3 separate regions of the Homo sapiens genome follow, and regions 1 and 2 are each linked to region 3. Evidence: chromatin loops called from intact Hi-C (ENCODE). Cell type or tissue: heart right ventricle. All regions are shown on one strand. Each heading gives the region's core, and the rest is flanking DNA. Links, peaks and the distances in the headings are about the cores only. Region 1 has its middle 19 kb from the start of PPIA. Region 2 overlaps PPIA (peptidylprolyl isomerase A). Region 3 overlaps OGDH (oxoglutarate dehydrogenase).

What was found. Hi-C counts contacts between places; a loop is a spot of excess contacts. Peaks named below come from ENCODE experiments on the same cell type or tissue, not always from the same donor. Only the 100,000 strongest peaks of a DNase experiment are listed, where the experiment ranks them.
Region 1: it touches region 3 in a loop (2.3-fold over the local background); 2 of 110 quality-filtered maps call a loop at or near these places.
Region 2: it touches region 3 in a loop (2.6-fold over the local background); 7 of 110 quality-filtered maps call a loop at or near these places.

The regions. Positions count from the first base shown.
Region 1 is chr7:44,812,751-44,818,091 of GRCh38, forward strand. No RefSeq gene overlaps it. Among named protein-coding and RNA genes, the nearest start is that of PPIA, 19 kb to the left of the region's middle. In heart right ventricle, for the core only: no CTCF peak of the experiment used is centred there; no DNase peak of the experiment used is centred there.
Region 2 is chr7:44,802,752-44,808,092 of GRCh38, forward strand. It overlaps PPIA (peptidylprolyl isomerase A), which reads left to right. Exons shown (of 5, transcript NM_021130.5): 5 at 1-366. Among named protein-coding and RNA genes, the nearest start is that of PPIA, 8.7 kb to the left of the region's middle. In heart right ventricle, for the core only: no CTCF peak of the experiment used is centred there; no DNase peak of the experiment used is centred there.
Region 3 is chr7:44,690,773-44,696,051 of GRCh38, forward strand. OGDH (oxoglutarate dehydrogenase) reads left to right here. Exons shown (of 23, transcript NM_002541.4): 11 at 3,053-3,232; 12 at 3,652-3,804; 13 at 5,253-5,279. Among named protein-coding and RNA genes, the nearest start is that of ZMIZ2, 55 kb to the right of the region's middle. In heart right ventricle, for the core only: no CTCF peak of the experiment used is centred there; a DNase peak (open chromatin) is centred at 3,269; H3K27ac peaks cover 2,162 bases.

The DNA.
Region 1 (5,341 bases), core at 258-5,257, 120 kb after region 3:
GTTTCGCCATGTTGGCCAGGCTGGTCTTGAACTCCTGACCTCAGGTGATCTGCCAACTTCAGCCTCCCAAAGTGCTGGGATTACAGACATCAGCCACCGCGCCCGGCCTAAGCCACCATTCTTAAAAAGGTCACTTTGACTGAAGTCTGTTGAGGATAGACTATGTGGCGGAGTGAAATCTGGAGACTACTGCATCATCCAGGAGTGAGGAAAGGGGCTTGGGCCAGGATAGTAATGTCAGTGGTGAAAAGTAAATCTGCTTTAATGACAGGATTACTTTAAATGAAAGAGGAGGATATGATGGCTTATGCCTGTAGTCCTAGCTACTCAGGAAGCTGAGGCAGGAGGATTGGTTGAGCCCAGGAGGTCATGGCTGCAGTGAGCCATGATTGCACCACTGCACTCCAGCCTGGACAACAGAGCAAGACTGTCTCAAAAAAAATACGGCAGGGCGCAGTGCTTCACGCCTGTAATCCCAGCACTTTGGGAGGCCATGGCAGGCGGATCACCTGAGGTTGGGAGTTTGAGACCACCAGCCTGACCAACATGGAGAAACCCCGTATCTACTAAAAATATAAAATTAGCCGGGCATGGTGGCACATGCCTGTAATCCCAGCTACTCGGGAGGCTGAGGCAGGAGAATCACTTGAACCTGGGAGGTGGAGGTTGCAGTGAGCCAAGATCGCGCCATTGCACTCCAGCCTAGGCAACAAGAGCGAAACTCCATCTCAAAATAAATAAATAAATAAATAAATAAATATATATACACACACATATATTAATATAAAATATAAATAAATGCAAGAGGAAATGAGATTGGTTATCTTTAGAACCTTAAATTCTGAAATACTATTTTTTCTCCTTCATGTTTTAAATTTTCTTGCTTTGTTTGAATCAATGGTTATGTACAAATGCAATTTTAGGAAACAGTATAAATATTCATCATAGGGGACTGGCTAAACAAATTACAGTTCTCTATTAATTTATTATTTTATATTATTTTATTTTATTTTATTTTTTGAGATGGAGTCTCACTCTGTCTCCCAGGCTGGAGTGCAGTGGTGTGATCTCAGCTCACTGCAACCTCCACCTCCCCGGTTCAAGCAATTCTCCTACCTCAGCCTCCTGAGTAGCTGAGATTACAGATGCCCGCCACCATGCCCAGCTAATTTTTGTAATTTTAGTAGAGACGGGGTTTCACCATGTTGGCCAGGCTGGTCTCGAACTCCTGACCTCAGGTGATCTGCTCACCTCAGCCTCCCACAATGCTGGGATAACAGGCGTAAGCCACCGCGCCCCGCCTATTAATTTATAATAGCCTTACAGATCCACTGCTTCCTTTTACTGCCCTGAACTCAAATTATGGGTGTGACTTTCTTACAACATTTTTAAAGATCAGTAAGGTCTAACTAGACAATAAAGGACAAAGGAAAGGGAAATCCCTGATGATGAAATAATATGTGTTTCACTCTGTATTATTATTATTATTATTATTATTATTTTTGAGAGGGAGTTTCACTCTTGTTGCCCAGGCTGGAGTGCAATAGCGTGATCTTGGCTCACCGCAACCCCCGCCTCCTGGGTTCAAGCGATTCTCCTGCCTCAGCTTCCCGAGTAGCTGGGATTACAGGCATGCGCCACCACACCCAGCTAATTTTGTATTTTTAGTAGAGACGGGGTTTCTCCATGTTGGTCAGACTGGTCTCGAACTCCTGATCTCAGGTGATCTGCCTGCCTCAGCCTCCCAAAGTGCTGGGATTACAGGCGTGAGCCACTGTGCCTGGCATGTTTCACTCTGTAAATGCTTGGGTCTCTAAGATCACTGGAGAGGGTACAGTGAGAGGTCGAGTCCATCCTGCTGTAACTGCTTGTAGCAAGGAGTGCAGTTTAGGTGTCTTTCAGTATCTCAGGTGACACCAGCTGACTTCCAGAAGTGATGAACAACTCAACAAAATTCCAAACAATGAAGGTGAAGTTCATGCTTTGGCCAGGCACAGTGGCTCATGCCCGTAATCACAGCACTCTGGGAGGCCAAGATGGGAGGATCACTTGAGGCCAGGAGTTCAAGACCAGCCTGGTCAACATAGGGATACCCCATCTCCAAAGAAAAAAATTTATAAAAGTAAATAAGTAAAATAAAGTTCATTCTTCTCTCTGATTACACAGCAGTTTACAGGCCTGGAGAATGTCAGGGATGTTAAAACTTTTAACAAGCAAAACTACAACCAAACCCCTTTGTGTTTATATGTAAAATAGAGTTCTAGACTTAGGCAATGATAAATGAGTTATTCATGTACATGAACATCTGGCTGGACATTTCAGTCATGTGGACAGTGCCATGCATGACAAGATGTGCAACATCTCCCCAACCACTGTTGGAGGCCCACAAATCTTCAAAGTGCCTCCTGGAGGCACTGCTGTCCTGCTGAAACCACCAACATGACGAGATAGAAGTAATTGTTAAAAGACCAGTGTAGGCTGGGTGCTGTGGCTCATGCCTGTAATCTCAGCAGTTTGGGAGGCCAAGGTGGGAGGATCACTTGAGCCTAGGAGTTCGAGACCAGCCTGGGAAACCAAGTGAGATGTTGTCGTAATTTTTTTTTTTTTTTTGAGACGAAGTCTTGCTCTGTCGCCAGGCTGGAGTGTAGTGGCGCATTCTCGGCTCACTGCAACCTCCGCCTCCCGGGTTCAAGCGATTCTTCTGCCTCAGCCTCCCGAGTAGCTGGGACTAAAGAGGCCCGCCACCAGGCCCGGCTAATGTTGTATTTTTAGTAGAGACGTGTTTCACCATGTTGGCCAGGATGGTCTCGATCTATTGACCTCGTGATCTGCCCGCCTCAGCTCCCAAAGTGCTGGGATTACAGGCATGGACCTTGTCTCTATTTTTTAAAAAAAGACCAATGTGCCAGGCATGGTGGCTCACACCTGTAGTTCCAGCACTTTGGGAGGCCAAGGCAGGCGGAAACTCTTCATATGTAATGCAGGTAAAAATAAGTCCTCTCTAGCCACAGTCATTGAGCCTCTACTTGGAGACACCCACTGTGAAACATTTCTTCGCTGTCCTTCCAAGGATATTCTATGCACATGCAAGCATCTCTACTAAAAATATAAAAATTAGCTGAGTATGGTGGCGGGCACCTGTAGTCCCAGCTACTTAGGAGGCTGGAGGCAGGAGAATTGCTTGAACCCAGGAGGCGGAGGTTGCAGTGAGCCGAGATCGTGCCACTGCACTCCAGCCCAGGCGACAGAGCGAGACTCCGCCTCAAAAAAAAAAAAAAAAAAAAAGACAGACGTAAAAAAAAAGAAAGAAAGTAGATAAAGGCCAATGTAGTACATCCTCAAAATAGCCTCAGACAGACGTAGACATAGATTTTGTAAAGTTAGATTTAGAAAAACAAAGAACAGTAGAATGCAATATAACATATGCCACTGTTTTTGTAAAAAGTAAAATTAAATGTATCTTTATGCTTGCATGTGACTATAATATCCTTGGGAGGACAGAGAAGAAATGTTTCACAGTGGGTGTCTCCAAGTAGAGGCTCAAGGACTGTGGCCAGAGGACTTATTTTTACCTGCATTACATATGAAAAATTTCAAAAACATACATTTTAAAATAAATCAGTAGTATGTGGCTCACTCCAAGTGCTTAAACAAATATATTGTTCAAAAATTACTTTTTTTTTTTTTTCTGAGACAGAGTTTTGCTCTTGTCTCACAGGCTGAAGTACAATGGCACTATCTCAGCTCACTACAACCTCTGCCTCCTGGGTTCAAGCGATTCTCCTGCCTCAGCCTTCTGAATAGCTGGGATTACAGGCACCCGCCACCACCCCCAGCTAATTTTTGTATTTTTAGTAGAGACGGCGTTGAGTATAGGTGCACATTACCACACCTGGCTAATTTTTGTATTTTTATTTATTTATTTATTTATTTATTATTTTTATTTTTATTTTTTTCGAGATGGAGTTTTGCCCTGTCGCCCAGGCTGGAGTGCAGTGGCGCAATCTTTGCTCACTGCAACCTTCGCCTCCCAAGTTCAGGCGATTCTCCTGCCTCAGCCTCCTGAGTAGCTGGGATTACAGGCGTGAGCCACCTCGCCTGGCTATTTATTTATTTTTGATACGGAGTCGTGCTCTGTTGCTCAGGCTAGAGTGCAATGGCACAATCTGGGCTCACTGCAACCTGCGCCTCCTGGGTTCAAGTGATTCTCCTGCCTCAGCCTCCTGAGTAGCTGGGATTACAGGTGCCCGCCACCACACCCAGCTAATTTTTTTGTATTTTTAGCAAAGACAGGGTTTCACCACGTTGGCCCAGGCTGATCTTGAACTCCTGACCTCAGGTGATCCACCTGCCTTGGCCTCCCAAAGTGCTGGGATTACAGGTATGAGGCACCATGCCAGGCCATAATTTTCGTATTTTTAGTAGAGATGAGGGGTTTACTATGTTGGCCAGGCTGGTCTTGAACTCCTGGTCACAAGTGATCCTCCCACCTCGGCCTCCCAAAGTGCCAGGATTACAGGTGTGAGCCTCCACATCCAGCCCATTCATTATTACTTTTATTACTTATTAGGCAATTTTCCAAAACAAAAGCTAGAAATCAGGCCAGGCACAGTGGCTCATGCCTGTAATCCCAGCACTTAGTGAGGCTGAGGCAGGAGGATCACTTGAGGTCAGGAGTTCAAGACCAGCCTGGCCAACATGGTGAAACCCCATCTCCACTAAAAATACAAAATTAGCCAGGTGTAGTGGTGGGCGCCTGTAATCCCAGCTACTCAGGAGGCTGAGGCAGGAGAATCACTTGAACCTGGGAGGCAGAGGTTGCAGTGAGCCGAGATCGTGCGACTGCCTTCCAGCTTGGGCGACAGAGCAAGACTCCATCTCAAAAAAAAAAAGAAAAAAGAAAGAAAAAGATCAGGCGAGGTGGCTCACCCCTGTAATCCCAGCACTTTGGGAGGCTGAGGCGGGAGGATCACCTGAGGTAGGGGGTTCGAAACCAGCCTGACCAACATGGAGAAACTCCATCTCTACTAAAAATACAAAATTAGGCAGGCGTAGTGGCGCATGCCTATAATCCCAGCTAGTCTGGAGGCTGAGGCAGGAGAATCGCTTGATCCCAGGAGGCGGAGGTTGCGGTGAGCCAAGATCAAGCCATTGCACTCCAGCCTGGGCAACAAGAGACTCTGTCTCAAAAAAAAAAAAAAAATTAGTCAGGTGTAGTGGTGCATGCCTGTAGTCCCAGCTATTCAGGAGGCTGGCCCAGGAGATGGAGGTTGCAGTGAGCCAAGATTGTTCCACTGCCCTCCAACCTGGGCAACAGAGTGAGATTCTGTCAAAAAAAAAA
Region 2 (5,341 bases), core at 124-5,123, 110 kb after region 3:
TTCCCACTAAGGACTTGGTTTCTCAGGAAATTATATGTACAGTGCTTGCTGGCAGTTAGATGTCAGGACAATCTAAGCTGAGAAAACCCCTTCTCTGCCCACCTTAACAGACCTCTAGGGTTCTTAACCCAGCAATCAAGTTTGCCTATCCTAGAGGTGGCGGATTTGATCATTTGGTGTGTTGGGCAATTTTTGTTTTACTGTCTGGTTCCTTCTGCGTGAATTACCACCACCACCACTTGTGCATCTCAGTCTTGTGTGTTGTCTGGTTACGTATTCCCTGGGTGATACCATTCAATGTCTTAATGTACTTGTGGCTCAGACCTGAGTGCAAGGTGGAAATAAACATCAAACATCTTTTCATTATCCCTAGTATTTCTTATTCCATTAATTAACAGAATAGCCTCACCACGTTGTCATTAACTGCTTTTATTCATCCAAGTATTTAACTTTTTTTTTCTTTTTTATTTGAGACAGTTTGGCTCTTGTTGCCCAGGCTGGAGTGCAATGGCACTATCTCCACTCACTGCATCCTCTGCCTCCCAGGTTCAAACGATTCTCCTGTCTCAGCTTCCAGAGTAGCTGGGATTACAGGTGTATGCCACCACACCCAGCTAATTTTTTGTATTTTTAGTAGAGTAGGGGTTTACCATGTTCATGGCCAGGCTGGTCTCAAACAGACCTCAGGTAATCCGCCCGCCTTGGGCTCCCAAAGTGCTAGGATTTCAGGCGTGAGCCACCGCGTCCAGCCCCATTCCTTTTTTTTTTTTTTTTTTAATTTCTCCAGTGCCCAGCGTGATCCCTGACATCTGGTATTAGAGTTCAATACTTGGGCCGGGCCTCGGTAATCCCAGCACTTCGGGAGGCCAAGGCAGGCAGATTACCTGAGGTCAGTAGTTTGAGACCAGCCTGGCCAACGTAGAGAAACTCCATCTATTAAATATGCAAAAATTACATGGTCATGGTGGTGCATTTCTGTAATCCCAGCTATTTGGGAGGCTGAGGCAGGAGAACTGCTTGAAACCAGAAAGCACAATGAGCCAAGATCGTGCCACTGCACTCCAGCCTGGGAGACAGAATATGAGAGACTCTGTCCCAAAAAAAAAAAAGGTCCGGCTGTGGTGTCTCATACCTGTAATCCCGGCACTTCGGGAGGCCAAGGCCTGAGGACCTTGAGCCAAGGAGTTTGAGACCAGCCTGGGCAATATAGGGGGACCCTGACTCTACAAATAAGAAAATAAGCTGGGATGCCAGGTGTGGTGGCTCACTCCTGTAATCCCAGCACTTTGGGAGGCCGAGGTGGACGGATCACCTGAGGTCAGGAGTTTGAGACCAGCCTGGCCAACCTGGTGAAACCTCATCTCTACTAAAAATACAAAAAAAAATTAGCCAGGCATAGTGGCAGGCACCTGTAATCCTAGCTACTTGGTAGGCTGAGGCAGGAGAATCCTTGAACCTGGGAGGTGGAGGTTGCGGTGAGCTGAGATTGGGCCATTGCACTCCAGCCTGGGGGACAAGAGTGAGACTTTGTCTCAAAAAAGAAAGCTGGATGTGGATGCATATGCCTGTGGTCCCAGCTACTCAGGTGTCTGAGGTGGGAGGATCCCTTGTGCCTGGGAGGTCGAGGGTGCAGTGAGCTGTGGTAGCACTCCAGCTGGGTGACAGAGAAAGACCCAGTATCAAAAAAAAAAAGTCTTGCTATGTTGTCCAGGTTAGTCTGAAAAACTGGCCTCGGCCGGGCACGGTGTCTCACACTTGAAATCCCAGCACCTTCGGAGTCTGAGGTGAGCGGGTCACGGGGTCAGGAGATGGAGACCATCCTGGCTAACACAGTGAAACCCTGTCTCTACTAAAAATACAAAAAGTTAGCCGGGCATGGTGGCAGGTGCCTGTAGTCCCAGCTACCTGGGAGGCTGAGACAGGAGAATGGTGTGAACCTGGGAGGCAGAGCTTGCAGTGAGCCAAGATCATGCCACTGCACTCCAGCCTGGGTGACAGAGTGAGACTCTTGTCTCAAAGAAAAAAACAAAAAACTGGCCTCAAGCAATCCTCCTGCCTCCATTTCCCAATGTGCTTGGGTTACAGGTGTGAGCCACCATGCCCAACCACTGGGAAGATAATTATGTGCCAAAGTAGACAATTTCCTCCCTCAACAGACCTTTTGAAAGGAAGGCCGGGCCAGGCATGGTGGCTCATGCCTGTAATCCCAGCACTTTGGGAGGCCAAGGCGGGTGGATCACCTGAGGTCAGGAGTTAGCAACCAGCCTGACCAACGTGGTGAAACTACGTCTCTACTAAAAATACAAAAAATTAGCCTGTAATCCCAGCTACTGCGGACGTGGACATTGCAGTGAGCCGAGACCGCACCATTGCACTCCAGCCTGGGCAAAAGAGCAAAATGCTGTCTCAAAAAAAAAAGAAAAAGGAAAGTGAGTCAGATGCCAAGCTGGTATTGCGGCATCAGCTTGTGTAGTAAGATTTGACCTGGTCAGAAAGGTCTCAAATGGCTACCCTGAGAAAGAAGTGGAGCTTGGAAGAAAGGTAACCAGGAAAACCCATCATTTTTCTGCTGGTTGGAGGCTCTCATGGAAACCCTTAGGAAACTTACAAGCTGAGAGGCGGGAGTTTGCCTAGACCACACTGTGAGTTTGCTGTATATATCCACGCCTTACACAGTGAATAAGAAGATACTCAGGGCCGGGCACAGTGGCTCAGACCTGTAATCCCAGCACTTTGGGAGGCTGAGGCGGGTGGATCACCTGAGTCCAGGAATTCGAGACCAGCCTGACCAACATGGTGAAACTCCGTCTCTACTAAAAATACAAAAATTAGCCAGGCATGGTGGCATGCGCCTGTAATCCCAGCTACTTAGGAGGCTTGAGGCAGGAGAATCGCTTGAACCTGGGAGGTGGAAGTTGCAGTGAGCCGAAATTGGCCCCATTGCACTCCAGCCCGGATGACAGAGACTCCGTCTCAAACAAAAAAAAAGATACTTGCCCCAGCGTGGTGGCTCACGCCTGTAATCCTAACGCTTTGGAAAGCTGAGGCAGGCAGATCACCTGAGATCAGGAGTTTGAGACCACCCTGGACAACATGGTGAAACCCCGTCTCTACTAAAAATACAAAAATTAGCTGGGCGTGGTGGCACGCCCCTGTAATCCCAGCTACTTGGGAGGCAGAGGCACCAGAATCACTTGAACCCGGGAGGCAGAGGTTGCAGTGAGCGGAGATTGTGCCACTGCACTCCAGACTTGGGTGACAGAGCAAGACTCCAGCTCAAAAAAAAAAACCAAAAAACTAAAAACTCTGCTTCTCAGAGTTGTGGGGATTAGATATGAAGTACTTAGAAGAGTGGTTAGCACATGGTACATGCATGAACAGTTCTGTTAGTGTGTAAACACCCAGCAGGGATTTGTCTAGCTTTTCACCAGTGTATCCCAGTACCTAGGCTAAAGCTTGGTTCAGAGAAGGCTCAGAAGAAATATCACAGTAACTGTGTGATAGACCCCTTCTGATCCCTTTACAAATATTCTAGGCTGGGCATGGTGGCTCACGCCCGTAATCCCAGCACCCAGGAGGCCAATGCAGGCAGATCGCTTGAACCCAGGTGTTCAAGACCAGCCTGTGCAACATGGTGAAACTCTGTCTATATTAAAAACAGAAAAATTACCCAGGCGGCCGGGCATGGTGGCTCATGCCTGTAATCCCAGAACTTTGGGAGGCCAAGGCGGGTGAATCACGAGGTCAGGAGTGCGAGACCAGCCTTGCCAACATGATGAAACCCAATTTATAGAGGTGGGGATAAGGGACCATCTTTAAGAGTTGCCTACCACAAGTCTATAAAATACAGTTTAAAGACCAGAAATAAAAAGAACCCCAGCATATCTACTAGTATCCCAGAAATGCCCTTTGCAAGCCCTCTTCAGTTGCACGCTCTTTCCTCTTCAGAGGGAACCATGATTCCAATTTTTTTTTTTTTTTTTGAGATGAAGTTTTGCTCTTGTTGCCCAGGCTGGAGTGCAATGATGCAATCTCGGCTCACCGCAACCCTCCGCCTCCCAGGTTCAAGCGATTCTCCTGCCTCAGCCTCCCGAGTAGTTGGGATTACAGGCATGTGCCACCATGCCCGGCTAATTTTGTATTTTTAGTAGAGACTGGGTTTCTCCATGTTGGTCAGGCTGGTCTCGAACTCCCTACCTCAGGTGATCCTCCTGCCTCGGCCTCCAAAAGTGCTGGGATTACAGGCGTGCTCAGCCCATGATTCCAATTTTTGTGTTCATCAATCTCTAGCACCTGTGTCCCTAAAAACATATTGAGAAAAAGTGAGAAGCAAGCACAAACCTAATTGTGCAAAGAAAGGTCGAAATTGCCACTATTATGAGGCAGGCTCCCAGGAGAAGGCAAGTTGAGCAGGCTGGGTTAGAGTGTGGCCTCAGGGTCTTTGAGAACACAAGAACTATTTCTGGGAAAGTCAGCCAATGCCTTTCTCCACCTCAGAAAATCTGTAAAATCTATAATATCTGGTTCACAGTCAGATGTTCCCCCTTGTTCTTATAATGTGTTTTTATGTTTATTGCTTTTTAAAATTCTTTTTCAGTCCAGGTACGGTGGCTCATGCCTGTAATCTCAGCACTTTGGGAGGCCGAGGTGGGCAGATCACTTGAGGTCAGGAGTTCGAGACCAACCTGGCCAACATGGTGAAATTCCATCTCTACTCAAAATACAAAATTAGCCAGGCATGGTGGTGCATGTCTGTAATCCCAGCTACTCAGGAGGCCGAGGCAGGAAAATCGCTTGAACCTGGGAGATGAAGGCTGCAGTGAGCCAAGATCGTACCATTGCACCCCAGCCTGGGCAACAGAGCGAGACTCTGTCTCAAAATAAATAAATAAATAAAATTCTATTTCAGGGTTAATAGGTGCAGCAAACCACCATGGCACACATATACCTATGTAACAAACCCGCATGTTCTACACATGTATTCCATATTTTTATTATTTTTTTTTTGAGATAGAGTTTCGCTCTTGTTACCCAGGCTGGAGTGCAATGGCACAATCTCAGCTCATTGCAACCTCCACCTCCTAGGTTCAAGTGATTCTCCTGCCACAGCCTGCCAAGTAGCTGGGAGGCACCACCATGCCCAGCTAATTTTTGTATTTTTAGTAGAGATGGGGTTTCACTATGTTGATCAGGCTGACCTCGAACTCCTGACCTCAGGTGATCTGCCCACCTCGGCCTCCCAAAGTGCTGGGATTACAGGTGTGAGCCACCATGCCTGGCCTGTTTTTTTTTTTTTTTTTTTTTTTTTTGAAGAAATAAAAAAAAATTCTATTTCAATCCT
Region 3 (5,279 bases), core at 280-5,279:
GGTTTCTTTCTGTGAGGTTCTAGCAGTAAGGCATGTTATGATCACTGACTTCCTGCTGCAGGCCCTTCTTTACATGCTGAAGCCCAAGATGGGCAATGCTGGCTTCAATACCAGCTGAGATTGTTCAGGGCTCTCTTATGTGTCAGGCTCTGATACACCATTTTTTTTTTAATCTCATCAGTGTCTGACTATTTCTGATCATTTCTTTAGTCAGTGTGAGAAGGGAGATTATGTAAAAGCCATTAAACATAAATATAGAGTTAGATTTTGCTAATATTTTCTTTATCTCTTTACTGCTTTGACTCATTGCTCATGAGGTAGTGTGGCATCAGGAAGATCTGTAGAAGGAGAGGAAGTAACTTCTTAGCTGAGTCTCTTATTTCTTTTAGAACATACTTAGAAATTCCCTTCCAGAAATTTCACCTAAGGAAGCCATCTGATGGTAAATATTTTTTCATAAGACTCTTTGTCTGCCAGATGCAATGGCTCAAACCTGTTCCCAATACTTTGGGAGGCCAAGGCAAGAGGATTGCTTGAGCTCAGGAGTTCAAGACCAGCCTGGGCAACAAAGTGAGACCCTGTCTCTACACAAAACAAAACAAAACAAAAATTAGCCAGGCGTGGTGGTACACATCTGTAGTCCCAGCTACTGAGGAGGCTGAGGCAGGAGGATTGCTTGAGCCCGGGAGGTCAAGGCTGCAGTGAGCCGTGATCACACCACTACGTTCCAGCCTGGGCAACAGAGTGAGACCTTCTCTCAAAAAAAAAAAAAAAAAAGGTTTTTGTCAAAACCATATTTGCGCTACCACAAAGTTAGGAAACAAACCTATGTCCAACAGCAGAAGCGTCTTTGCATAAAATTTGGCAAAGCCATAGGAAGGGATATTAAACAACCACTAAAAAAGATTAATATCCTAGGGAATGGCCGGGCACAGTGGCTCACGCCTGTAATCCCAGCACTTTGGGAGGCCGAGGCGGGGGATCACAAGGTCAGGAGATTGAGACCATCCTGGCTAACACCATGAAACCCCATCTCTACTAAAAAAAAAAAATACAAAAAATTAGCCAGGCATGGTGGCAGGCACCTGTAGTCCCAGCTACGCAGGAGGCTGAGGCAGGAGAATGGTGTGAACCCGGGAGGTGGAGCTTGCAGTAAGCAGAGGTGCACCACTGCACTCCAGCCTGGGAGTCACAATGAGACTCTGTCTTAAAAAAAAAAAAAAAAAAAAAAAAGTTTGATATCCTGGGGAAATGGTCACAGTATGGTAAATGGAAATTGCAGGATATTAATATGCTGCTAGTAGGAGTGTAAGTAGAACAGCTACTCAGGAGAGCATTTAGAAAAATTTTAAATGCTCATGCCTGTGGCTCAGTTTTCCCTTTCTAGGATTAGATTGCAAAAAAACTCAGCGTTTGAGGGAGAAAATTTGTATAAGGATGTGTACAGCAACATTGTGTTTACCACAAATTGGAAACAAAAGAAATGTCCACCAACAGGAGAATGGATAAATACTCTGTGGGGTATACTGTGTCTGGTTAAGTTTCACTGGAAAGTAGAGACTAAAGGAAGTATAGCTACATGTTTCAACCTGGGTGTATCATAAAAGCAAATGTTAAAAGGCAAACTGCAAAGTTACCAACAAGCCTCAGAAGATACTATATACTGTTTACGGACATATGAAGTACAAATAGCAACTTGTGGCAGTGTCCTCCTCTGATTTAAGGGTAAGGAGGCCTGCGGGCTTGAGCCTCTGTGACAGAAACATTTTGGTCCACTAACAAATATGGCGAAACCGTTGGGATTTGTTCATGTTAGGTGAAGGCGTTAAGGATGAGCAGTGTGGTATTATCATGCTTTGTGTTTGAAATATATCATAAGATAAAAATTTAAATGCAAACCATAAAATTATGAATATATCATTAAATTTTGGTACATCTAACTGGTAGGGAATGTTATGAAGCCTTTAAATTTTCTTTTCTGGCTGGGTACTGTGGCTCACACCTGTAATCCCAGCATTTTGGGAGGCCGAGGCAGAAGGATCACTTGAGCCCCAAAGTTCAAGACCAGCCCGGGCAACATGGCAAGACCCCATCTCTACAAAAAAAATTTAAAAATTAGCTGGGCCTGGTGGTGCACACCTATAACACCAGCTACACAGAAGGCTGGCATGAGAGGTGAGCTACGATTGCACCACTGCACTCCAGTCTGGTTGACAGACCATGACTCTCTCTTTAAAAAAAAAAAAAAAATTCTTGCTGGGCGTGGTGGCTCACTCCTGTAATCCCAGCACTTTGGGAGGCTGAGGCAGGTGGATCACAAGGTCAGGAGTTCAAAATCAGCCTGGCTAACATAGTGAAACCCCGTCTCTACTAAAAATAACAAAAATTAGCCAGGCATGGTGGTGCGTGCCTGTATTCCCAGCTACTGGGGAGGCTAAGGCAGGATAATCGCTTGAACCCGGGAGGTGGAAGTTGCAGTGAGCTGAGATCACGCCATTGCACTCTGCTTGGGCAACAGAGTGAGACTTCGTCTCAAAAAAAAAAAAAAATTCTTAGGCTGGGCACAGTGCCTCACTCCTATAATAACACTTCGGGAAGCCGAGACAGGAGGATTACTTAGGCCCAGGAGTTTGAGGCCAGCCTGGGCAACATGGTGAGACCCTATCTCTACAAAAAATAAAAAGAATTAATCAAAATAATAGAAATAATAAGATCCCAAATTTAAGTATTTATTTACATATATATGCATACAAAGAAAATAATCTGGAAAGGAAAACATCAGAATATTTACCCCATAGCCTGTGGAATTATAGGTAACTTAATTTAACTTTTCATACTATGTCTTTTAAATTCTCTATGTTAAATATATATGGATTTTGTTATCAGAATAGGAAAAAACAAAGGAAAAGAAAAAGTGTAAACAGCCATTTTGGGGTACGTACTCAGAGTAGCCAGATGGCAAGTGCATGCCATGCCCGGCCTCAGCCCCGCCCTCTGGTCCCTGTGCCGGCTGTGCCAGGTGCCCTCTTGCTAGGCTACATGTTCCTTGCAGATCGGCTTCACCACCGACCCTCGGATGGCCCGCTCCTCCCCCTACCCCACTGACGTGGCCCGAGTGGTGAATGCCCCCATTTTCCACGTGAACTCAGATGACCCCGAGGCTGTCATGTACGTGTGCAAAGTGGCGGCCGAGTGGAGGAGCACCTTCCACAAGGACGTGGTTGTCGATTTGGTGAGTGACTCTGGGGACAGCACGTCCTGGGCAGAGCATCTGACCCACCCCTCTTGCCCTCGGCACCCCTGTGTCCCAAGGAGAGGAGCTTGTCTAGATGAGTCACCTCAGGGCTCTCTACTGCCAGGCCTCATGCTGGTTCCTTTGAGCTCCAAATAGTTCAGGCCTGTAAGCACCAAGGAATGCTTCCCAGGCAGGAGCTGTGGTGGTGAGGAGGGCCACTCCTCATTGACAGAGCAGCTCTACTGTGTGAAGGAGAGATACACAGAATCCTAATTCTAGAGAAGGTAAACTCCAGGGCAGGCATGAGGAATGAAGAACGTGGCCATCACCTAGGAGAGATGGGGCAGGTGCCTGAACAGCACTTCTTCCCAAGGGGCCAGCCCTTGTCTCTGACATCCTCTCACTGCTCTGAGCAGGTGTGTTACCGGCGCAACGGCCACAACGAGATGGATGAGCCCATGTTCACGCAGCCGCTCATGTACAAGCAGATCCGCAAGCAGAAGCCTGTGTTACAGAAGTACGCTGAGCTGCTGGTGTCGCAGGGTGTGGTCAACCAGCCTGAGTATGAGGTACGTCCCTGCGGCTCTATCCCAGTGCGCCTTTCCAGGGCTGGCGATGACTAGAAAAGGTGGGCCACAGGGCCAGTTCTCACTTTTGCCAGTTATGAGGATACACGTGAGAGGATGTGAAATATTTACAACTACAGCATTTCAATGCATAACTTTTTGGAGAATCTGGGCCACTGAGATGCTTTATAAAGGAAGTGGGCCTTAAACAGTGTTTTGGGGAAGGGAAGGGGATGTTTTCAGGTTGAGGTAGTAGCAGCCCAGTAGGTTTTCTCAGATTTCACAAATTGTGCATGGTTGAGAGGTGGGTGGTGGATCCAGCTTGGTAAGGGGCCTGTTGTAATCTGGATAGTAAGTGCTGGTTGGTTGTGAGTGGGAAGGCCAAGCAGCTGCCCTAGAGAGGGAGAGGGTGGGTGTGAGGAGCTATATCTGAGCATGGGAACAGGACAGATCCCAGATCAGAACAACCTGATAGCCTGTAGCCTATGCTGGAGACAGAGCTTTGTGAACCAGTTTTTTTTTTGTTTTGTTTTGTTTTTTGAGACGGAGTCTAGCTCTGTCACCCAGGCTGGAGTGCCGTGGCATGATCTTAGCTCACTGCAACCTCCACCTCCTTACTTCAAGCAGTTTTCATGTCTCAGCGTCCCAAGTACCTGGGATTACAGGTGCGAGCCACCACGCCTAGCTAATTTTTGTATTTTTAGTAGAAACAGGGTTTCCCCGTGTTGGCCAGGCTGGTCTTGAACTCCTGACCTCAAGTGATCTGCCTGTCTTGGCCTCCCAAAGTGCTGGGATTATAGGCATGAGCCACTGCGCCTGGCCTGGACCAGTTCTTAAGAAAAAATGTGGTGGGCTGGGCGTGGTGGCTCATGCCTGTAATTGCAGCACTTTGGGAGACTGAGGCAGGTGGATCATGAGGTCAAGAGATCGAGACCATCCTGGCCAACATGGTGAAACCCCGTCTACTAAAAATACAAAAATTTGCTGGGCGTGGTGGCACGCACTTGTAGTCCCAGCTACTCAGGTGGCTGAGGCAGGAGAATCGCTTGAACCCGGGAGGCGGAAGTTGCAGTGAGGCAAGATCGCGCCATTGCACTCCAGCCTGGTGACAGAGCATGACTCCGTCTCAAAAAAAAAAAAAAAAAGTGGTGAAGGGTTAGGGGTTCAAACTCCGAGCAGAATCTCTACCCAGCAAATGTGAGGAAGAAACTTTTGGGAGTGAAAAGAATAAAATCTTAGAAAGGTGTTATGCCTATTGAGAAGGAGCAGGCCCAGAGGCTGAGATGTTTTGCATCCACGAAGTGTGGGACTATGGGTGGGCATGCACGGGAGTTGTGCCAGGGGTATGGTTGGGCTTGCGTGGTGGCTGTCAGAAAGTGTGGGGGTACAGGTGGGCGTGTGCAGTAGTCATGCCCTGTGCCAGTCACGCTGTGTTGTGCCCAACCCTCCAGGAGGAAATTTCCAAGTATGATAAGATC